Linked DNA regions of Homo sapiens: region 1 is linked to region 2. A link is an interaction called in ENCODE POLR2A ChIA-PET data of the cell type or tissue named here. Cell type or tissue: PC-9. All regions are shown on one strand.

Region 1 (4,000 bases), 720 kb after region 2:
AGGAGAATTGCTCGAACTCAGAAGGGAGACGTTGCAGTGAGTCAAGATGGTGCCACTGCACTCCAGCCTTGGTGATAGAGTGAAACTCCGTCTCAAAAACAAAACAAAACAACAACAAAAAAAATAAAAACAGGCCGGCACGGTGGCTTACACCTTGTAATCCCAGCAGTTTGGGAGGCCGAGGTGGGCAGATCACCTGAGGTCAGGAGTTCGAGACCAGCCTGGCCAACATGGTGAAATCCCATCTCTATTAAAAATGCAAAATTAGCCAGGCATGGTTGCAAATGCCTGTAATCCCAGCTACTCAGGAGGTTGAGGCAGGAGAATCGCTTGAACCCGGGAGGTGGAGGTTACAGTGAGCTGAGATGCGCCATGGCACTCCATCCTGGGCAACAAGAGCGAAACTCCATCTCGAAAAAAAAAAAAGGCCAAGGTTTAAATGTTTTCCCAACATAGAATCTCATCATCCTTACTTTGGATCCAGTGTGCTGAGAAACATTTTAAGACTCCGTCTCAAAAAAGAAAAAAATTATTTTTTTCACCCATGGAATCTAAAAAAGTTGATCTCATAGAAATAGAGAGTAGAGGCCTGGTGTGGTGGCTCATACCTGTAATCCCAGCTACTTGGGAGGCTGAGGCAGGAGGATCGCTTGAGCCAGGGAGGTGGAGGTTTCAGTGAGCTGTGATTGCACCACTGCACTCAAGCCTGGGTGATGGATTAAGACCCTGTCTCAAAAAAAAAAAAAGAAAAGAAAAGAAAGAAATAGCTAGTAGAATGGTAGTTACCAGGGGCTGGTGGGTAGGGGGAGTGGTTGGGGAGATGTTGGTCAAAGGGTGCAAAATTTCAGTTAGATAGGAGGAATAAGTTCAAAGGATCTATTGTACAATGTGGTGACTATTGTTTGTTTGTTTGTTTGTTTGAGATGGAGTCTTGCTTTGTCGCCCAGGCTGTAGTGCAGTGGTGCGAACTCGGCTCACTGCAAGCTCTGCCTCCCGGGTTCATGCCATTCTCCTGCCTCAACCTCCCCAGCAGCTGGGAATACAGGCGCACACCACCTTGCCCGGCTAATTTTTTTGTATTTTTAGTAGAGGCGGGGTTTCACCATGTTAGCCAGGATGATCTCGATCTCCTAACATCGTGATCCACCTGCCTTGGCCTCCCAAAGTGCTGGGATTACAGGCGTGAGCCACGGCACCCTGCCTATGGTGACTATTGTTAATGACAATACATTGTGGGGTTTTTTGTTTTTTGTTTTTCTGAGACAGAGTCTCACTCTGTTACCCAGGCTAGAGTGCAATGGCATATCTCAGCTCACTGCAACCTCCACCTCCTGGGTTCAAGTGATTCTCCTGCCTCAGCCTCCTAAGTAGCTGGGATTACAGGCACTCGTCACTACGTCTGGCTAATTTTTGTATTTTTAGTAGAGACGGGGTTTCACCATGTTGGCCAGGCTGGTCTTGAACTCCTGACCTCATGATCCACATGCCTTGGCTTCCCAAAATATTGGGATTATAGGCATAAGCCACCCTGCCCAGCCGATTCTAGGATTCTTAGGGTGGAATTCTCCAAGTTCCATGGCTGTTTTCTGTGAATCTGACCACTCTGCTCTTCTCTCTTCTACCCAGTCTGTGCCCCAGGAATCAGGGCCCTGCCCAGGTTCTTGGCTCTGAGCTGCTCCCTGGGGGGCAGCCGGGCAGAGCAGTGGACAATGGAAGCATTGTGGGACCTCTGGAGCTGGGGCCTGGGGCAGTGGAAGGCGCTGGTCGCTGGAGTGGCAGTTGCTTCACCGTGTTCCCTCCTTGCTGGGCCAGAGGCATGCCTAGAACATGCCAGGACGGTACCCTGAGCCCCGCCCCTGCCCGCCTGGGTGAGGCCTGGGTCTTCTGGAATCCCAGCTATGCCTGAGGACAGACAGCTATTCCAAGCCTTTGTTCATAGACCATCCTGCCCTGGCAGATACACATTCTGGAAAATACACCTGGGACTGGGCAAGTGGTCTTGCCTCCCTACCCCAAAACTGAACTATCCTCCAACTAAACCCTCCAGAACAGAGAGGACATGTGCTGGCTCTCACTGGGCGGGTGCTGTCTGAGCTGGGAAACCCTCACACTTGTCTGGGGCTCCACGAGGGGGCAGGTCAAAGAAGCCACTGAAATATCCAAACTGGCAGGGACCCTTATCTAGCAAAGCCCTCTCAGTACACTGAGAGGAGAGACTGGAGCCCAGAGAGCAGAGGTGTTTGCTCCAGGTTGTAGAGACTCTTAGGAGGGGAGCAGGGCCCCCCATCCAGCTGCCCCACACTCTCTATGCTTCTGGCTGCTTGCTGAGGTCTCAGCCTGCCAGGCTCTCTCCCCTTTTGACTGCTCTTGAAATGGCTACTGCTGCTGTTCCAAATTGTCCACAGGCTTTATGACCTAGCTCAGACATCATCCCCTCCCTGAAGCCTTCTGTGATGGGCCCAGACAGAAGCCACAACTTCAGATCTTCTCACAGAATCCCACCCTTAGAGGGGACCTAGAGGGGATGTGCTTGCTAATTTACAGAGGAATTTCCACATGTCTACTACTGGCAGACCAGTGTGGAAGAAGCTCTATAAACAATCACAACGAACAGTCACAGAAAGACAAGGGTAGGGATGTGATGGAGAGAGGGGCCGAATGCTATAGGGCTTCCAGAAGGAGCCTGTCACCTCCTGCCAGGGACTGAGAGACAGCCCAGAGGGCTACATGTAGGAGGTGGCATTTGAACTGTTGCTCACATTGTATGGCATGTATTTGTGCATACCTGTCTCTCTTCATTGGATTGTGACATCATTAATGATACAGTTATGTAACTTTATGAGCACTAACCACACTCTAGACATCATGTGTGTGTTTGTGTGTTGTTTTTGTTGTTAAGGTACATTACCATATTGAATCCTCACAATTCTGTGAGCTAGGAGCTATCTCATTATCCCCATTTACTGATGAGGACAAGGCTCTGAGGGTTCAACAAGCATGTTCAAAGCCACACAGCTGTCAAAACTTGCAGTCACACTTGAAAAATAAAAATAAAAGTAAAATAAAATGAATATAATATGAACATAGCTAACAACAACAACAACAACAAAAAGTGCAGTCAGGACTCAGCCTAGCTATTTTTTTTTTTTTTTTTTTTGTTGCCCAGGCTGGAGTGAAGTGGTGTGATCTCTGCTCACTGCAACCTCCGCCCCCTGGATTCAAGCGATTCAGCCTCCTGAGTAGCTAGCTGGGATTATAGGCGCCTACCACCACGTCGCTAATTTTTGTATTTTTAGTAGAGATGGGGTTTCGCCATGTCGGCCAGGCTGGCCTAGAACTCCTGACCTCCGGTGATTCACCCACCTCAGCCTCCCAAAGTGCTGGGATTACAGGCGTGAGCCTAGCTCTGGCCTCAGCCTAGCTCTTTCTGACTTTACAAAGAACTTTCTTCTGGTGTATGGAGGCAGGCATTGTGTCCAGTTTACCACTGCATGCCTGGTTTTCACTGTAAATTCATTCGTTATCTTCCTGTGAGTTTGGTGAGCAAGAACCCCGCTGGGAGCCCCAGCTCCACAGCCTCTGCAGACCCTGGCTGCACTGAGGCCTTGATCCACGATACCAAAGGCCATTTCAGGACAGAAAGCTCCCAAGGCCTCCAGCCTTTGCTGTCTAGGAACTTCCCATCTCCCCTTCAACTTCAATTATTATTGGTGCTGGGATTTTTCCAGCAGGCCAGCAGGATTGATGTTTGGGTGCTAATGTAGTATTCAAGGCCCTAATAGTTGGGCTCCTGTCACTCTATAGGAGGAGCTCAGGGGCAGAAATTTGGCAGGAAGAAAGGGAAGGAGACTAGAGCCTATAATCCTAGCTAGCTATTCGGGAGGCTGAATTGCTTGAATCTAGGGAACAGAGGTTGCAGTGAGCCGAGATTGCACCACTTCACTCCAGCCTGGGCAAAACAACAACAACAATGACAACAACAAACAGCTAGGCTGAGTCC
Region 2 (4,000 bases):
GGAGTGCAGTGGCGTGATCTCGGCTCACAGCAACCTCTGCCTTCCAGGTTCAAGCGATTCTTGAGCCTCAGCCTCCCAAGTAGCTGGGATTACAGGCATGCTCCACCACACCAGCTAATTTTTGTATTTTTAGTACAAAAATACAGGGTGAGACAGGGTTTCACCATGTTGCCCAGGCTGGTCTCAAACTCCTGAGCTCAAGCAATCCACCCACCTTGGCCTCCCAAAGTGCTGGGATTATAGGCGTGAGCCACCATGCCCGGCCGACTCAGGGAGTTTTTTCAAAGTGAAGAAAAACCTAACCCATAAATTGCTTGAGTTTAATGACATTTTAATGAATATTAAATTTAACAGCTATGAGTTTGATAGATTGTTTCTTAAGCATTTAAGCATTTTAATTTTGCAGAGCTCTGAATTGGTTTTTCTTCTGAAACCAGTCCTTTTTTTCCTGTGGGTTGAGTGTCTGCCCTATGCACAGAGCTGTGCATACTTTTTTTTTCTTTTTTTTCTTGAGACGGAGTCTCATTATGTCACCCAGGCTGGAGTGCAGTGACGCAATCTCGGCTCACTGCAAGCTCCACCTCCCAGGATCACACTATTCTCCTGCCTCAGCCTCCCGAGTAGCTGGGACTACAGGCGCGCGCCACCATGCCCGGCTGATTTTTTGTATTTTTTTTTTTAGTAGAGACAGGGTTTCACCGTGTTAGCCAGGATGGTCTCGATCTCCTGACCTCGTGATCCGCCCGCCTCGGCCTCCCAAAGTGCTGGGATTACAGGCGTGAGCCACCGCGCCGGCCCTGTGCATACATTATTTCCTTTAATTGGTGCATTCACCCTAGAGGGAGATAGTGTTCACAGTCTAACAGGACCAGGGTTAGGTAACTTGCCCAGCAGGTGGAGTCAACAGAGAGACCCTAGATCTGGTGGGTGTCACTGTCTCCAGAAAGGAGGCTGTCTCAAGCTCCTGGGCTACAATCTTCATTGTCCCATGACAAGAGGAATTAATAACAGCTTTTCCCCTTCTATAGGGAGAGAGTTTTCTTTGTTTGCTGGTAAGAGAGCCTTCTCCCAGAAGCCAGCCCAGAGCAGGAAATTCTACCACCCTCAGGTAAGTGGGGAGGCACGGACCAGGACCCCTTTGGAGTCCCATAAGCTTCAGGAACCCTCGGTTCTTCTGGAGCATCAGTGGCCTCCGGTTAGTTGCACATCTCTGTACCCCTTGCCCAGGTCCACTCCATCTTCTAAGTGAGGAGCCCTGGGAGGCCTCCAGGTCTCCCATGGGTAAGTGGCTAAGTGGCATACTAAGGGGCATTCACAGAAATGCAGCGATTGAGAAGAGAGAGGGAAGGAACCAGGTTTTCAGTGTAGGCTGCAGTGCAAGATGCTTTTACTTATTTTTTTTTCTCCACTAATCCTCATGGCAAACCTGAAACCTAGCAGTCATCCCTGATACGTACTTTCTCCTCTGCCCTATTGATGTTCCTTCTGATGTACCTCCCAGAACCACCTGTTTCTCACTTTTCCACTCCCACCACCCTAGTTTGAGCTCCCATCACTACTGCAGTAGGCACCTAACTGGTCTCCCTCAGGTTCTCAGATACTTCTAGGGCCATCTTTTCAAAGTGCAAAGCTAAGTACATCATCCCATCACCACCTGACCCTATCCTATCCCCCGACCCTAAAAACCCTACTTCCAGGCCAGGCACAGTGACTCACGCCTATAATCCCAATACTTTGGGAGCCCAAGGCAGGCAGATCACTTGAGACCAGGAGTCCAAGACCAGTCTGGTCCACATGGTGAAACCTCGTCTCTACTAAAAATACAAAAATTAGCCAGGCTTGGTGCCATGCACCTGTAGTCCCAGCTACTCAGGAGGCTGAGGCACAAGAATTGCTTGAACCCGGGAGGCAGAGGTTGCAGAGAGCTGAGATCACACCACTGCACTGCAGCCTGGGTAACAGGGCAAGACTCTGTCTCAAAAATAAATAAATAAATAAATAAATAAGATCCTACTTCTAGCCAATAAAATGACACCCTCCACACCCCAGAATGCTTCCTCTGGCCTTTAGTAGACTGACTTGCACAGCCTTGCTCATCTGGCTCAACCCCTTCTCCAACCTCCTGGGCTCTCAGGGGTCCTGCCTCAGGGGACTTCTTTTATTTCCTTGTATACCACACTCCCTTTCTGTATGTGGCCTCTGTACCTCCTGTTCTTCTTGTCCCAGGTAAGCTCCTATCACCATTGCCATTGTCACTGTCAGCATTTCCTCCCAACCCCCAAGTCCAGAGACATTGATAGCATGCAGTTAACCAAATGCCACAAATAAAGGCTTTTTTTTTTTTTTTTCTGAAGAGCTGGAAAAAAAAATCCCAGGGCAGGGTTTAGCAAACTATGAATCAGACCTTTCACTGCCTGTTTTTGAAAATAAAGCTTTATTGGCACACAGCCATGGCCATTCATTTACTATTGTCTACAACTACCTTCACACTGAAACAGCAGAGTTGAGTACTTGCGATAGAGACTTTAGGACCTGCAAAGCCGAATATTTATCATCTGGCTTTTTGCAGAAAAAGTTTGCTAACCCCTGGTCTAGGAGATATATAGTCATCCTTCCATCTCAGTTCAGATTCTTGTAGGGAGGGAAAAAAACCTTTTATCTACCCTCTGAGGCAAAGTGTATGGAGCCCTACAAGTTAAACTGACAAAAGATAGACAGTTTAACAGGAGAAAGGCATTCAAATTTTATTTGATGTTAGTATTTTTACATGACACAGGACTTCATTGGAAGAAAGCGAAAACCTCAAGGAAGTGGCTAGGTCTGATAGTTCACATACCACCCTAACAAAGAGCAATTAATTGTGGAGATGTGACAAGACAAAGGAAAAGAGGTTTAGGCTTCTGGGGATGGTAAATTGTGGGAAGGTAAATATATGGGAGAAACTAATGGAAGATAAGGATTCTTTCAATAAGATTTCTATATGCAGATTCAAGGGGTGCCATCTCCAGTGATGAGTTGTCTCTTCTTCCTGGTACTGGAGATGGGAAGTGGGGACACCTTCACAAAGGAAAATTTATGCTCTGCTTTTAGATGGAAACTGGAATTGTAAAGAGATTTCCTGCATCTGCTGTTTTTCAATTGCCTTCAGCTCAAAATAATTCCTATGCAAAGTGGCCTATTTTGGGATGGCAGATTCTAACCCCCTTCACTCTCATCCTCAGGGTCAGCTTTCTGCCCCTCTGGGCTGGATGATGTTCCTTATTATACAGGCCAATGTCCCTTTCCTTCAGAGCACTCATGTAATTATTTGGTTATTACTCTGATCATGGCTGTTTCCCCTGCTAATCTTTTTTTTAATTGGTTTATTCTTTTAGAGACAGGGTCTCACTCTGTTGCCCAGGCCAGAGTGCTGTGGCGTCCTCCTGGATTCAAGTAATCCTACTGCCTCAACCTCCTGAGTAGCTGGAACATGTCACCATGAATTTTTAATAGAGAAGTCTTGCTATGTTGCCCAGGCTGGTCTTGAACTCCTAGCTCAAGCAATCCTCCTACTTTAGCCTCCTGAAGTGCTTCAATTATAGGTGAGCCACCAGGCCCAGCCTCCCCGCTAATCTTTAAACCCTAGGACAACATTCCCACTTCTAGTACCTGAATGCCCCATTTCTAATGACATGCTTCCTTAACAAATGGCATTGGAGGCTTAATTCATTAAGACAGCCTCCTCCGGCCGGGTGTGGAGGCTCACGCCTGTAATCCCAGCACTTTGGGAGTCCAAGGCAGGCGGATTACAAGGTCAGGAGATCGAGACCATCTTAGCTAACACGGTGAAACCCCATCTCTACTAAAAATACAAAAAATTAGCTGGGTGTGGTGGCACACACCTGTAGTCCCAGCTACTCGGGAGACTGAGGCAAGAGATTTGCTTTAACCCGGGAGGCGGAGGTTGCTGTGAGCTGAGATCGTGCCGCTGCACTCCAGCCTTGGTGACGGAGCAAGACTC

The links. ChIA-PET counts read pairs that join two places held together with the same protein. Peaks named below come from ENCODE experiments on the same cell type or tissue, not always from the same donor. Only the 100,000 strongest peaks of a DNase experiment are listed, where the experiment ranks them.
Region 1: POLR2A ChIA-PET joins it to region 2 with 9 read pairs; 2 of 35 experiments call an interaction of 5 or more read pairs at or near these places.

The regions. Positions count from the first base shown.
Region 1 is chr22:37,896,768-37,900,767 of GRCh38, reverse strand. No RefSeq gene overlaps it. Among named protein-coding and RNA genes, the nearest start is that of MICALL1, 7.5 kb to the left of the region's middle. RefSeq lists an enhancer at 1,239-2,005. In PC-9, no CTCF peak of the experiment used is centred here; DNase peaks (open chromatin) are centred at 1,807 and 2,807; H3K4me3 peaks cover 369 bases; H3K27ac peaks cover 2,996 bases.
Region 2 is chr22:38,617,320-38,621,319 of GRCh38, reverse strand. It overlaps FAM227A (family with sequence similarity 227 member A), which reads left to right. Exons shown (of 17, transcript NM_001013647.2): 11 at 1,029-1,108. Among named protein-coding and RNA genes, the nearest start is that of FAM227A, 37 kb to the left of the region's middle. In PC-9, no CTCF peak of the experiment used is centred here; no DNase peak of the experiment used is centred here.